Regions from separate parts of the Homo sapiens genome. Here regions 2 and 3 are each linked to region 1. Evidence: read pairs that join two places in POLR2A ChIA-PET (ENCODE). Cell type or tissue: Caco-2. All regions are shown on one strand.

The links. ChIA-PET counts read pairs that join two places held together with the same protein. Peaks named below come from ENCODE experiments on the same cell type or tissue, not always from the same donor. Only the 100,000 strongest peaks of a DNase experiment are listed, where the experiment ranks them.
Region 2: POLR2A ChIA-PET joins it to region 1 with 8 read pairs; 2 of 35 experiments call an interaction of 5 or more read pairs at or near these places.
Region 3: POLR2A ChIA-PET joins it to region 1 with 6 read pairs; 2 of 35 experiments call an interaction of 5 or more read pairs at or near these places.

The regions. Positions count from the first base shown.
Region 1 is chr20:36,332,014-36,337,013 of GRCh38, reverse strand. The region is part of intron 1 of DLGAP4 (DLG associated protein 4); the gene reads right to left. Among named protein-coding and RNA genes, the nearest start is that of DLGAP4, 28 kb to the right of the region's middle. RefSeq lists enhancers at 1-616, 2,833-3,494, 3,495-4,154, 4,155-4,816, 4,817-5,000. In Caco-2, no CTCF peak of the experiment used is centred here; a DNase peak (open chromatin) is centred at 2,418.
Region 2 is chr20:36,622,559-36,627,558 of GRCh38, reverse strand. The region is part of intron 5 of SLA2 (Src like adaptor 2); the gene reads left to right. Among named protein-coding and RNA genes, the nearest start is that of RAB5IF, 19 kb to the right of the region's middle. In Caco-2, no CTCF peak of the experiment used is centred here; no DNase peak of the experiment used is centred here.
Region 3 is chr20:36,518,663-36,523,662 of GRCh38, reverse strand. All of the region lies in intron 10 of DLGAP4 (DLG associated protein 4), which reads right to left. All of the region lies in intron 2 of DLGAP4-AS1 (DLGAP4 antisense RNA 1), which reads left to right. Among named protein-coding and RNA genes, the nearest start is that of MYL9, 20 kb to the left of the region's middle. RefSeq lists an enhancer at 4,005-4,074. In Caco-2, no CTCF peak of the experiment used is centred here; no DNase peak of the experiment used is centred here.

The DNA.
Region 1 (5,000 bases):
TCCGCCGTATCTGCTTTTTATTTTAAGTCCAAAATGTATTTGCTGTAGGAGGAGGGAGAGGTGTGCGCACAGCAGAGAGGGGGCTGAGATGGGAGACTGGGTGCGGGCTGGGGGCCCCTCTGGGGTCTGCTGGGCTCCAGTGGCCCCAGGAAGGAGAAGGGGGCTGGCTGTCTCCACAGCAGGCGGGAGCAAAGCTGGACTGACGCCCACTCTGGTTGGATGCAAGGCCACAGTCAAGGGTGGGCACATCAAGGCAGCCAAGGAAACCAGAGGAGTGGGGAGCAGCTGATGGGGGCTGCCCTCTGGGCCCTCCAGTTTCCCAGTTTCCCTGCCCCTGGGACTGCTGGACCCCCATTGTCCCCTTAGTCCCACACACACCCACAGTTAGGAGAGTCACTCATCCACAAACACCTGCTGGTACTCATGCCAGCCATCATCCTAGGGAATGGAGATAAGATGTAAGCCAAACACACAGGGCTGCTGACTTGAAGTCCGGTGGGAAAGATGCAGATTAAACAAACAAATGTACAACATGTCAGGGTGTGATCACAGCCATAGGCATAACAGAGCAGGGAGAAGGGTGAGAGGAGGGCTCTTTGAGGAGGCGACATTTAACACAGGCGGGAAGCCCTGCAGGTGTCTGGGGGCAGAGTCTCAGGCAGAGGAAACAGCAAGCGCAAGGGTCCTAGGGAAGAACATGATTCTGATGGAGCTGCCAATATTGGTCAGGGGAGGAAATCAGGATGGGGCATCAACAGTTGTCTCCTAGGTGACCCTGGAGGCCAGAAACTTCAGCTCTGTGGCCTTTGTCTCGTCGTCAGCCAAATGGGCATGGAAAGATGTCGTAGGTGGTTACGAGGATGGAAATGGAGGAAGTTCGTGGTGGAGGTGCCCCGCAGCTCAGGGCAACACACTATAGGTGTTCCATGGGCATGGACTGGATTGGCAAACTCTCTAAAGGGAACTGTCCCTCTGGAGGCAGGGGAGGAGGGCCCTGGCCACAGGGTGGGAGCAGCGCTTAGAAACAGGAACCTGTCATCCTTCACTCGACAATATTCCTCTCTGATCTGATCTGCCAGGTCCTGCAGGCCCCTGAGTTTGCAACCCCTGGGAGTCAACAAGTCATTACAGGCAGGGAGACCAGGCCCCTAAGAGGGGATGCTTGGGCAGCTCTGGGAAACCAGGTCCCAAAGGAGGAGCTGGAGAAGGCTTCCCAGAGGGGGCAGCTCCACACCTGGGTCAAAAAGGATGTCCAGGTGGGCAAAAGATGAAGGGAGGCACGACGGATGGGGAAACAGCATGTGCAAAGGCAAAGACGGGTCAAACCTCCTGCACGTTCGGGAACAAGAGGGAGGAAGAAGGGGAGGAGAAGGCAGCAACATCTGCTATAAGAGCAGCTGATGTGTCCGGAGCAGCTGTGTCCGGAGCATCTACCACGTGCTAGGCTCAGACACACAGCCTCGCTTGATCCCCACAGTCTCGACAGTCACAATAACATGACCCCCATTTATTGAGTGTTCAGCCTGGGCCAGGGGTTGGATCATCTCTTTATTCCTCTTAACAGCCCTATGGAGGCAGGAACTCAGCACTCCCATTTTATAGATGAGCAAACAGAGGCTGCGGCCATTTAAGCATCTTGCTCAAGGTCCTGCAGCCAGTAAGCAGCAAAGATGAGACTGAAACCCAGGTGTGTCCCACCAGCTCCCTACCAACAGGTCCATTTACAAATCAATGTCATGCCATCTGTGCTGGGAAAATCTTCTGGTTGTATCACAGGCAGAGAACTGAGGCCTGGCGGTGGCTGTACCATGGTCTCAACGGCAGGGTCCCCTAGTCTCCCCATGGAAGGCTTCACAGCCCCCATCTCAAAAGCCTCCAGCTCTGTAAGAGGTGGGGTGAACGCTTGGCAAGGCTTCTTCCCACCCACCCCAGGGGCTCAGGTGCCAGCTCCAACCTGCAGCTTTAATTAAAAGGCCTTTTCAAACCATTAACAGCAATAATAATAAAATCCCAAATAGGAACAATAAAGCAGTATGACTGTCGGAGAATTAAAATGGGCACCTGGCGTTCTGCCACCCCCGGGGGGCAATCGGGCTCAGGCGGGAGGCATGATTTTCACCTCCAATAGACACGTCGGTCCCAGATACAGGCTGAGAGGCAGGACTGGGGGAAAGGGACCACCCTGTGCCGGCGACCCAGCTGCCCCTAGGCCACTGTGGAGATCCTCACAAAGAAAGCCTTAGCTGCCGTGTCTCCAGCAGCCCCAACTCCCAATCTCAGTAACCAGCATTCCTCACCTCCAGGGCTCAGCCAGACTGCCTTCCTTGCCCTTCACCTAGCCCAGTACAAAATCCAGCAGGCTCTGCCTCTAAAATTGGGTTGGCCCCTCGCCTTGACCTCCCCAGCCCCTGTCCCGATTCAGGCCACCTTCATCTCCCCTGAAAACAGCACCAGCCTCCTACGTGGGGTCTCCATGGCCACCTGGGCCCCTGCAAATTGCACTCCCTGCTGCACACACAGGGGGCTTTTCGAACCACAAGCCAAGCCCTGTCTCCGCTGCTATGCCCCTCAGACCTCAATGGTTCTCCTTTCCCCGGCCCTCAGGTCACACTCCTTCTCATCTGTTCCCTGAGTGAGCTTAGATTCTCTCACCTCGTGGCCTTTGCAGGATGCTGGTCAGACACCTCCCTGACCAGCTCGCCATCAGCCAGCAGAGCTCAGCCTCAGTAATACCCCCTGAAAAGTCTCTGATAACTCTCCCAGCCCCCAGAGGCCCTGCAGACCAACCCCCTAATTGTTGTTTTCCACACTGTAGCATTTTTGTCAATTTCTGGTCTGCCCACCCTCCACCTCTCATGTGAGAGCCCTGGGAGGCCAGGGGCTGGGTCTGGCTTGTTCACCGCTGTGCTTCTGGTGCCCAGCCCTGTGCCTGGCACACAGAGCTCAATCTGTGTTTGCTGAATGACGCAGCACACACGACATCCTTGCTGTCCACAGAGTCGCCACTCCCCAGATACCTGGTCACCCCTGTGGGTTGTGGGTCGCTGGGTGGGGACAGTGGCTTTCCAGCCTGCCTGGGTTTCTTGCTCCTAGTGCCTCTAAAGGCAGGTCCCATGAGTTTCCCAAGTTCTGCCTTAGCTCCATAATGGCAGGGAGTGGGGAAAATTATCTATGTTTTCACCCATTTGGGAAACACCTGTCAGTGCATCCTCAGTAACAGCCCGAAGCTGGGTACCCAAGATCCACACCCATGTGGACCCACCCTTGAAGGGCTTCGAGGCCAGCAGGGGCAGACCCAGCCAGGAAGACCTGGCCTACAGAATGCCGTGTGATGTGCAGGGCAGAAGGGCAGAGTGGTTCGCGGGGAGTCACACAGCAACCCACACATTTGAATCCTCACCCATGCTATGCAGCCTTGGGCAAGCCTCAGTTTCCTCACAGGACTGCTACAAGGAATCAAAGCCATCCACTGGATAAAGGAGGAAGCATAGCACAGCCATGACCACCCAGGGAGTCAGGGGAGGCTTCTGAGAGGAGGCGACATTGGAATCAAGCCTTGAAACATGCACGGGAATCCACCAGGCACACAGAGGCGCATCAGGCAGAGGGGAAGCGTGGGCAAAGGTAGAGTGGCTGGAACGGAGTGAGGTGCTCAGGGAGCTCAGGGGTTTTAGAAAAAAAAACCCTCTATTAACTTCTTAGTATGAAAAATGTCAAGCACACACCAATAGAAGGAGAAGAGCTGCATTTTCATGGTGCATTTGCAGCAGGATGAGTATGCTGCCCTGATGCCCTCTGAACCCTGTCCCCATCCTCTGTGACCCTCAAAGTGGGACCAGATGGCCTCGGAATCCACTGCAAGGCCAAGGTCTCTGAAGCCCCCACAACTTCTCAAACCAACCAGGCAGAACAAATGTTCAGTCGTTAAGAGCCGGAGGTAGCATCTCCCTTTTACTAGCTAGTAAAAAAAGAGAGAGAAAGAAGAAAAAATAAGTCTTTTTCCAGCCAGACTACATCCTGCATCTGAGAGGGTGAGAATTTGCTCTTGGAAGGAAAGAAAGAGCCTCCTGTCTGGAGCTTCCTCTTTGAAGCTCCATGAATATACATGGTGGCAGGCGAGAGTGTTCTTTGAGATGCTAACAAGCTGCCTTACCTTGGAAAATTGAGGTCATGGCTCAGAAGGGGCCTTGACTGGTGGGGGGCTGGGATGGGAGGGGAGGTGCTAGAGAGAATAGAGACCCAGGCAGGCCCAGCTCTGATCCTGGGCAACTCCTTTCCCCTCTGAGTCTCCACTTCCTCACCTGTGAAATGGGGGCACCTCCTCCTGGGGCTGCCGGGACAGATGATGCACAGTGAGGCACCCAAGATGGCACAGGCGGGCGGATCACTTGAGGTTAGGAGTTTGAGACCAGCCTGACCAACATGGCAAAACCCTGTCTCTACTAAAAATACAAAAATTAGCTGGGTGCAGTGGCGGGCGCCTGTAGTCCCAGCTACTAGGGAGGCTGAGGGAGAAGACCTGCTTGAACCCCAGAGGCAGAGGTTGCAGTGAACAGAGATCGTGCCACTGCACTCCAACCTGAGCAACAGAGTGAGACCCTGTCTCAAACAAAGAAACAAAAAAACAAAACAAAACAAAAAAAACAAAAAACGGAACGGGCGGGACAGGGAAAGTCTGCAGGTGTCAAAAGGAGAGGAAAGGAGGGGGGCCGTGGAGATCGGGCCATTTCTTGGTGAAGAGGATGAGGCTCAAAGGCTGGGAAGGACTCATTGGAAGGCTCTGAATCCCTTGCCCAGCCCAGCCTCCTGCCCCTACCCAGACCTCATCCTCTCCATCCCGTCCAGATGACTGGCCCAGCCTTCTCCTGGGCATCCCTTCTCCAGAGGAAGTCTCATGCCCATGAATCTGATCACATCACCTCCCAGCTCCAAGCTTTCCAAGGTCTCTGGCTTGACTCAGGGAAAACCCATGTCCTTCCTATGGCTAGACGCACCCCCTG
Region 2 (5,000 bases), 290 kb before region 1:
CCCCTGCAGGGCTCACCTCTGTCCACTGTCAGTTGGGAAACACTTACTGAGCATCTCCTCCGAGTCAGGCCTGCTAAGTCATGGCTTTTGTCCTCAGGGTGCAGACAGTGGAGGGTGCAACATTCAATCCCTAAAGCTTCTTAGAGGCCTCAGCAGAGAAGGTTCAGGAGGGTCCTGCTAGGCCCACTTCTCACATGCAGCTCCTTATCTGATCCCTCATCCCTCACTCCCAGCATCATCACTGGAATACCTGACCCCAGAGGTCCCGGAGGTGATGTTGCCTAAGCCTGCTGGAGCTTTCTGAAATTAGGACCTTATACTTGGCCTTTCTTTCTGGTGGGTCCTCCTCTAGGCTCCGCGTCCAGCCACAGCTTCCACTGTTCCCTCTGGACCCTCTGCCCACCAGCCACTCTGTAAACACCTTGTTCTTTCTACCGCTGCATCCTTACACATACCCCTCCCTCCATCTGGAAAGCCTGCCCTCCGCTTCTCCTCACGGCAAGCTCACACTCATCCTTCGCCATTCTTTCCAGTGGGACTTTCCCAGACTACCACCTACCCAGACTATCGCCTTCCCAGACTATCACCTACCCAGGCTATCGCCTTCCCATACTATGTCAATTTTTGTTCTCAACTCCCATAGCATCTTGAAAATACCTCTTCTGTAGCTATAATAGGTTTATCTCTTTTCTTTTCCTCTTTTTTTTTTTTTTTTTGAGATGGAGTCTTGCTGTCGCCCAGGCTGGAATGCAGTTGGCGGGATCTCGGCTCACTGCAAGCTCTGCCTCCCGGTTTCACGCCATTCTCCTGCCTCAGCCTCCCGAGTAGCTGGGACCACAGGCGGCTGCCACCACACCCGGCTAATTTTTTGTATTAGTAGAGATGGGGTTTCACCATGTTAGCCAGGATGGTCTCGATCTCCTGACCTTGTGATCTGCCCGTCTGGGCCTCCCAAAGTGCTGGGATTACAGGCATGAGCCACCGCGCCCAGACTTTTTTTTTTTTAAGACAGGGTCACCCAAGCTGGAGTGCGGTGGCACTATCTCGGCTCACTGCAACCTCCACCTCCCAGGCCCAAGCGATTCTCCCACCTCAGCCTCCTGAGTAGCTGGGACTACAGGTGAATGCTTCCACGCCCTGCGAATTTTTGTGTGTGTTTTTTTTTTTTTAGACGGAGTCTCGTTCTGTCATTGGGCTGGAGTGCAGTGGCACAATCTCGGCTCATTGCAACCTATGCCTCCTGGGTTCAAGCAATTCTCCTGCCTCAGCCTCCCGAGTAGCTAGGATTACAGGTGCGTGCCACCACGCCCAGCTAATTTTTGTATTTTTAGTAGAGACAGGGTTTCACCATGTTGGCCAGGATGGTCTTGATCTCTTGACCTTGTGATCTACCCACCTTGGCATCGTAAAGTACTGGGATTACAGGCATGAGCCACTGCGCCCAGCTGTATTTTTTTTTAAAGTCAGGGTTTTGCCATGTTGCCCTGGCTGGTCTTGAACTCCTGACCTCAAGTGATCCACCCACCTTGGCCTCCCAAAGTGCTCAGATTACAGGCGTGACCCACCATGTCTGGCCCAGGTAATTTTTGTATTTTGAGTAGAAACAGGGTTTGGCCATGTTGCCCAGGCTAGTCTTGAACTTCTGACCTCAGGTGATCTGCCCACCTTGGCCTTCCAAAGTGCTGGGTTTATAGGCATGAGCCACCACACCCAGCTTTTTTTTTTTTTTTTTTTGACAGGATCTCACTCTATTGCCCAGGCTGGAGTGCAGTGGCACAATCATGGTTCACTGCAGTCTTGAACTTGTGGGCTCAAGTGATCCTCCCACCTCAGCTTCTTGAGTAGCTGGAACTACAGGCGTGCACCACCATGCCTAACTTTTAAATTTTTGTAGAGACAGGATCTCACTCTATTGCCCAGGCTGGTCTCGAACTCCTGGGCTCAAGCCATCCTCCCGCCTTAGACTTCCCAAGTGCTGGGATTACAGGCATGAGCCACCACAGCTGGCTAAATTTATTTCCTAAAACAAAATCATGGCCGGGCACAGTGGCTCATGCCTGTAATCCCAGCACTTTGAGAGGCCGAGGCGGGGGAATCACCTGAGGACAGAGTTCGAGACCAGCCTGGCTAACATGGTGAAACCCCATCTCTATTAAAAATACAAAAAAATTAGACAGGCATGGTGGCAGGTACCTATAATGGCAGCTATTCAGGAGGCTGAGGCAGGAGAATTGCTTGAAACCAGGAGGTGGAGGTTGCAGTGAGCTGAGATCATGCAATTGTGTTCCAGGCTGGGCAACAAGAGCAAAACTCCATCTCAAAAAAAAAAAAAAAAAAAAAAATCAGGGTACGTGGTCTGATGAGAATAATACAGGAACTAAATACTTGAAATGAGGACCATTAAGGAAAATCCCAGCTGTGGATGTGCTGACAAGACAGCACTTATTTCCCCGAGTGTGATGATTTCATACCTGTGTCTGGGCCCAGAGCAGAGTGTCCAGCATGTGGTGGGTGCTCAGCAGATGTTTACTGAATAAATGAATGAGCAGGTGAGTACACCTATGCATGTTGAGAGGGGGAGAGAGGATGAAGAGCTGGGAGAGACTGCCCCCCAAACAGGAAGATTCAGGCTGTTTGTAGCATCAGTTCCAAGGACAGAACCAAAGTCACCTCCTCATCACCCCTAGTGACCTGCTCCCCTGTCAGTCAACTGGACCTGTGTGCCCCACAGCACTCCGTCTTCAGCTAAGGGCTGGCTCTGGGTGGGCCCTCTGTCCTCAGGGAAGGGTAGGTCTTAGTAAATGCTCAATATGTGTTTGCTGCAAATCATGCAATGATAGGCCTTCAAGAATCATTCCCAACACCATCTGTGCTCACAGACAGTAGGAGTGCAAATGGTGATGAGCTCTCCTTAAAACTGCTTGTAATCGTGGCTCCGTCCGAGTGTTTATCACAGAGACTCAGTCATTCATTCAACAAATAGATACTGTGTGCTGACTTTGTGCCAAGCACTGTTCAAAACACGAGATTCTGCAGTATGAAAAGCAAGATTCCTGCCCACAATCTAGTTGGCAAGGTGGACAGTAAACAAATAAGAAAAGAGTGTGAGAGTGATAAGTGCCAAGAGGAAACAAAGCAGCGTTCAGAGGACACAGAGTGCCAGGGTGTGAGTGTGAGTACAGGCCTCAGGGAGGCGCGTCCTCAGCAGGCGGTCAGGGAAGACAGGATGAGGGGAGTGGCGAGTTTAGAGTCAGGTCACACAGAGCCTTTCCAGGGAGAGGACTTGGGATTGATTTTAAGTGTGACAGGGAGGATTCTGAGTAGGGGCATGAGACGACCTGACCCCTCCTTCCTGCTGAGAAGAGAGGATGCCGCGCAGGAAGCCGTAGTAGGCTCTCTCCAGGTGAGAAGTGGTTGGATCTTAGCTGTGTTCTGACCACACCCAACAGGGCTTTCTGTTGGGCTGGATGTGAGGCTGAGACAGGAAGCAATCAGGAATGGATGACTCCTGACCTCTTTATCCCTGAGACCACCAACCAGATCCCAAGTGTAGCTACCCTTTCTGATTCTAATAACTGTCGTGACAGTGGCTGGGGTGGGTGGTTCAAGAACCATGCAAAAGTTATAAGGTCTTGGTCACTAGTTCAGCTGGGTTGGTTGGCCTTCTGGGCCTATTTTCAAATATTTAGCGCATTCCCAGCCACAGAATTTTTTAGGGTTACAGCACAGCTCAAGAAGAGACTCTTCTCAAAGGTACAGAATACAGGCCAGGCGTGGTGGTGCACACCTATAGCCCCAGCTACTTGGGAGGCTGAGGCAACAGGATCACTCAAGCCCAGGAGTTTGAGGCCTGCCTGAGCAACACAGTGAAACTGTCTCTAAAAAAGAAAAAGAAAAAAAAAATAAAGGTACAAAGGTCAAAGGGCTCCCAGTCAGGCAAAGAAAACAAAGAAAACGAAGCAGAGACCCTACTGGGGTCAATACACTTCTCAAAGCATATTGACTCTGGGTCACCTTACTAAATTTACTTTTAGTTCTAGTAGCTTTTTGGCAGATTCCTTATGATTATCTACATATGATTGTATTACCTGTAAGTAAAGGCAGCTGTATTATTTTCCAATCCATATACTTTAAATTTATTTTTCTTGTGTTATTGCACTTGTTAGGACCTTTAGTACAACACTGAGTAGAAGCGGTAAGAACATTATTGCTTTGTTCCCAATCTTAGATGGAAAATAATCAATCTTTCCTATTAAGCATGCTGTCGATTTTTTTTTTTTTTTTTTTTTTTTGAGATGTAATGTCACTCTGTCACCCAGGCTGGAGTGCAGTGGCCTGATCTCGGCTCACTGCAACGTCTGCCTCCTGGTTCAAACAATACCTTGCCTCAGCCTCTGGAGTACCTGAGATTACAGGCACACGCCATCATGCCCAGCTAATTTTTCTATTTTTGTAGAGATGGGGGTTTCACCATGTTGGCCAGGCTGGTCTTGAACTCCTGGCCTCAGGTGATCAGCAAGCCTCGGCCTCCCAAAGTGTTGGGATTACAGGCATGAGCCACCGCACCTAGCCTTAGCTGTAGATTTTTCACAGATGCTTTGTATCAGGTACTCTTCTGTGGTAGGCAGAATCATCATCCCCCCCAACAATGTTCAGGTCCTGATCTGCAGCACCTGTGAATATGTTACCTTACATTGCAAAAAGAGTTTGCAGATGTGATTAAGGATTTTGAGGTGGGAAGATTATTTTGGATTGTCCAGATGGACCCAATATAATCACCAGGATGCTTACGAGAGGGAGGTAGGAGGGTGAGAGTTAGAGACAGGAAGATGCTACTGGCTGTGAAGACTGAGGAAGGGGCCATGAGCAGAGGGATCCATATGGCTTCTAGAAACTGGAAAAGGGAATGGATTTCTTCTCTAGAGTCTGCAAAAGGAACATTGCCTTGCTGACACCTTGATTTTTGTCCAGTGAAACTCATTTCAGACTTCTAACCTCCA
Region 3 (5,000 bases), 190 kb before region 1:
GACTCATAAATATTTTTAAGAAACTGAAGCAGAACTCTTCTCAGAAAAAGGAACTAGGTGTAAGTAGTTTTACAGCTGAGGTATTAAAAACTTTCAAAGAACAGGAAATCCCTTTTTTATATATTCCGTTCCAGAGATTAAATAAACATGGAAAATGATGCAACTGGTTTTAAGAACTCTGAGAGCAGATAGGACATGCCAAGAATGGACCACTTTCACTAACATAAATGTAGAAGTCTTAAAGTATAAGCAAATAGGATCTATCAGAAGAATTGTAAAAAATAAATATCCTAATCGAGAAGTCTCTTTAACCCAGGAATACAAGGTTGATCTTGTATTATGACTTCTAGTTTTAAAGTGCTGGCATCAGCCGGGCATAGTGGCTCATGCCTGTAATCCCAGCACTTAGGGAGGCAGGAGGTCTCCACCAAAAATACAAAAAATTAGCTGGGTGTGCTAGTGCGCATCTGTGGTCCCAGCTACCTGGGAGGCAGAGGCTGTGGTGAGCTTAGACCATGCCACTGCACTCCAGCCTGGGGGACAGAGTGAGACCCCCTGCCTCAAAAAAATCATAAAGTACTGGCACAGCTGAGCACTTTGAGAGGCCTAGGCCACGGGGTATAAAAGTCCATCTCTACAGAAAATACAAAAATAAGCCAGGCATGGTAGCATGTGCCTGTAGCCCCAGCTACTTGGGAGGATCACTTGAACTAGGTAGGTTGAGGCTGCAGTGAGCTGTGATGACAGCATTGCACTCCAGCCTGAGTGACAAAGTGAGACCTTGCCCCCACCCCCACCACACACAAAAGGTGCTGGCATAAAGACAGTGCCACCCATCCCCAACCCCCTTAGAAATCACTGAAAAGCAAACAAAGTAAACAAGATGGGGGAGGCTGAGGCGGGTGGATCACAAGGTCAGGAATTCGAGACCAGTCTGGCCAACCTGGTAAAACCCTGTCTCTACTAAAAATACAAAATTAGCCAGGCGTGGTGGCCCATGCCTGTAATCCCAGCTATTTGGGAGGCTGAGATAGGAGAATCTGAACCTGGGAGGCGGAGGTTGCAGTGAGCCAAGATCACGCCCACTACGCTCCAGCGTGGGTGGCAGAGTAAGACTCCATCTCAAAAACCAAACAAACAAAAGGAGCATACCCAATAATCTCTTATTTGAAATAATCTCTTATTTGAAATTAAAAAAGGAGGCTTGGGCATAGTGGCTCAGACCTATAATCCCAGTACTTTAGGAGGCTTGAGGCAGGAGGATCACTTGAGCCCAGGAGTTCAAGACCAGCCTGGGCAACAAAGTGAAACCCTCTCTCTATGAAAAAATTCAAAAATTAGCTGGGTGTGGTAGTGGATGCCCATAGTCCCAGCTATCCAGGAGGCAAGGCGGGGCGGGAGGATTGTTTGAACCCAGGGTTTCAAGGCTGCAGTGAACTATGATGGCACCACTGCATTCCTCCAACCTGGGTGACAGAGCAAGACCCTGTCTCAAAAACAAAAAAGAAAGAGTGTGGACTGCAGCAAGAGCTTTCCTGAACCTAGCCGGCAACAAGGAGAATGACAGAGGTGGGGAGGTCCTGCACTGTGAGGAGCCCTGTAGTTGCCTGTGGAGAAGAAAATCCTGATAGAACTCTTCCAGGCACCCATCCCACGTACAGATTCCTGCCAGCCTGGGACACAGTCCTGGCCCGTCTCTCACAATGATCTACTTACAAGAGCTCATCAAGAAAGAATTCACCTCATTAAGAAATTAGTAATTAAAAGGGAACTGACACAGGAGTTAAAGATATTACAGGAACAGCAAATGGCACATGAATACTTACCAGAAATTGTTGCCAGGGAATAGATGAAAATTGTAACATTTATCCAAGAATATGTAAAAGAGCTCAAAGCAGAGATAGTAAGACAATGGAAAGAGATAAAACAGGGGCTCTGGAACTAGAGCAGGAGGAAAATCAGGCCATCATAGAAACAAGGCCACCCTGGAGATCGTACAGAGATTCAACCCTGCTGAGGACTTGTCCTGAGTAGCAGAGCCCTACAGGGAGAGGAGGGCTGAAAGGCTTCAGGTACAAAATGCTTCAGCTGCCCCATGAATAGAATAAAACTTTAATTTTAAATGAATAGTTAAGCTGGGGGGAATAAAATGAGCTCCCCAGGGTAGACAGTGGGGACCTGTGTCTGGCTTAGTTTAAAGAAGAGTGGGAATAAAAGGGAGTCTTAATTATTATATAAGACTGCACCTGGGTACTTTATCTTTTTAGAAACAGAAGTAGGGACTAAGTAATAAAAAAGAAAAACTACTAAAAAGAGATTCAGAGGCATGGAAGAGAAAGAACATGCATCTATCAGAGTTCTAAAAGGGGACAGAGGGATGGGAGAAATCAGAGGGATCATGGTTATGAACGTGGAGGCTCACGCCTGTAATCCCAGCACTTTGAAAGGCAAAGGCCAAGGCAGGCAGATCACTCGAGGCCAGGAGTTCGAGAGCAACCTGGGCAACATGGCAAAACTCCGTCTCTACTAAAAATACAAAAAATAGCCAGATGTGGTGGCACATGCCTGTAATCCCAGCACTTTGGGAGGCCAAGGTGAGGTCGGCAGTTCAAGACCAGCCTGGTCAACATGGCAAAACCCCATCTCTACTAAAAATACTAAAATTAGCCGGGCTTGGTGGTGGACACCTGTAATCCCAGCTACTCAGGAGGCTGAGGCAGGAGAATCACTTGAACCCGGGAGGCAGAGGTTGCAGTGAGCCAAGATCACGCTACTGCACTCCGGCCTGGGTAACAGAGGGAGACTCTGTCTCAAACAAACAAAACTCTCAGATGAAAACATAAGACCAAATCTCCATGACCTTGGATTTTGCAATGGTTTCTTAAGACACCAAAAGCATAAGCAATGAAAGAAGGGGAAAAAAAAAAAGCAGATAAAGAAGGGAAAAAAAAGCAGATAAACTAGACGTCATTAAATGGAAAACTTTTTATGCATCGAAGGACACTATGAAGAAAAAAGCTGGGTGTGGTGGCTTATGCCTATAATCCTAGCCCTTTGAGAGGCTGAGGTGGGTGTATCACTTGAGGTCAGGAGTTTGAGACCAGTCTGCCCAACATGGTGAAACCCTGTCTCTACTAAGAATACAAAAATTAGCTAGGCTGGTGACGCATGCCTATTAATCGCAGCTACTCGGGGGTGCTGAGGCAGGAGAATCACTTGAACCTGGGAGGTGGAGGGTGCAGTGAGCTGAGATTGTGCCACTGCACTCCAGCCTGGGCAACAGAGTGAGACTCTGTCTCATAGAAAAAAAGACACTATGAAGAAATGAAGCCAACGCACAGAATGGGAGAAAATCTCTGCAAATCATGTATCTGATAAGGGTTTAATGCCAAGAATATATATATATAAGAATTCCCTACAACTGAACAACAAAAAGATAAACCCAGTTTTAAAATGTACAAGGATAGTTCTCCAAAGATAGATGTTCAGTAAATATGCTCAACATCTCAACAGCATTAGTCATCAGGGAACTGCACATCAAAACCATAATGATACTTCATACCCATTAAGATAGCTATCAAGGCTCCTGCCTGTAATCCCAGAACTTTAGGAGGCCGAGGTGGAGTACCACTTGAGCCTGGGAGTTCAGGACCAGCCTGGGCAACACAGTGAGACCTCTTCTCTACCAAAAGAAAAAAAAAAAAACAAACTGGGCATGGTGGTGCACACCTGTAGTCCCAGCTACACAGGAGGCTGAGGTGGGAGGATTGCTTGAGCCCAGAAGGTCAAGGCTGCAGTGAGCTATGATGGCACTATTGTTAATTTCAGCCTGGGCAGCAGAGTGAAACCCTGTCTCCAGAACAAACAAACAAACAAACAAACCCCAAAAGCTATCAAGAAAAGTGGAAGCAAGTGTTGCAAAGATGTGGAGAGATTGGAACCCTGTGCATTACTGGTAGGAATATAAAATGATGCAGCTGCTGTGGAAAATAGTTGGGTGGTTCCTCAGAAAGCGAGACATAGATCTGCCACATGATCAACCAATTCCACTTCTGGGTATAAACCCAAAAGAATTGAAAACAGACTTAAACAGATACTTGTACGCCAATATTTATAGCAGTTTGACTCACAGTAGCCAAAAGGTAGAAACAACCCAAGTGTCTGTCAATAGATGAATAGACTCTGACTAAAAAGAAAATCTGTGTGTACATGCACGCACGCACACGCACGCACACAGACAGAAAACTCTAAACCTCATATAAAATATACTTCTCACACATGGAACATTTGCTAAAAATGACCACATTCTTGGCCATAAAATATACAATAAATTAAATTACAAAGAACTGACTGGGTATCATACAGATCATGTGTTTTGTTTTTGAGATAGGGTCTCTGTCTTGTCACCCAGGCTGGAGTGCAGTGGTGCCATCACGGCTCACTGCAGCCTTGACCTTCTGTGCGTGCGCAATCCTCCTGCCTTAGCTTCCTGTGTAGCTAGGACTACAGGAGTGCACCACCACGCCCAGCTAATTTTTTTTTTTTTGAGATGGAGTCTCGCACTGTTGCCCGGGCTGGTGTGCAGTGGTACGATCTCGGCTCGCTGCAACCTCTGCCTCCCGGGTTCAAGCGATTCTCCTGCCTCAGTCTCCCAAGTAGCTGGGACTACAGGCGCGCACCACCACACCTGGCTAATTTTTGTATTTTTAGTAGAGATGGGGGTTTCACGATGTTGACCAGGCTAGTCTCGAACTCCTGACCTCGTGATCCGCCTGCCTCAGCCTCCCAAAGTGCTGGGATTACAGGCATGAACCACTGCGCCCGGCCTAATTTTTTATTTATTTATTTATTTTTTAAATAGAGAAGAGGTCCTGCTATGTTTCCCAGGCTGGTCTTAAACTTCTAGGCTGAACTGATCCTCCTGCCTCAGCCTTTCAAAGTGCTAGGATTGTAGGCATGAGCCACCAGATCATGTTTTTTGACATTAATATAAATAGGTT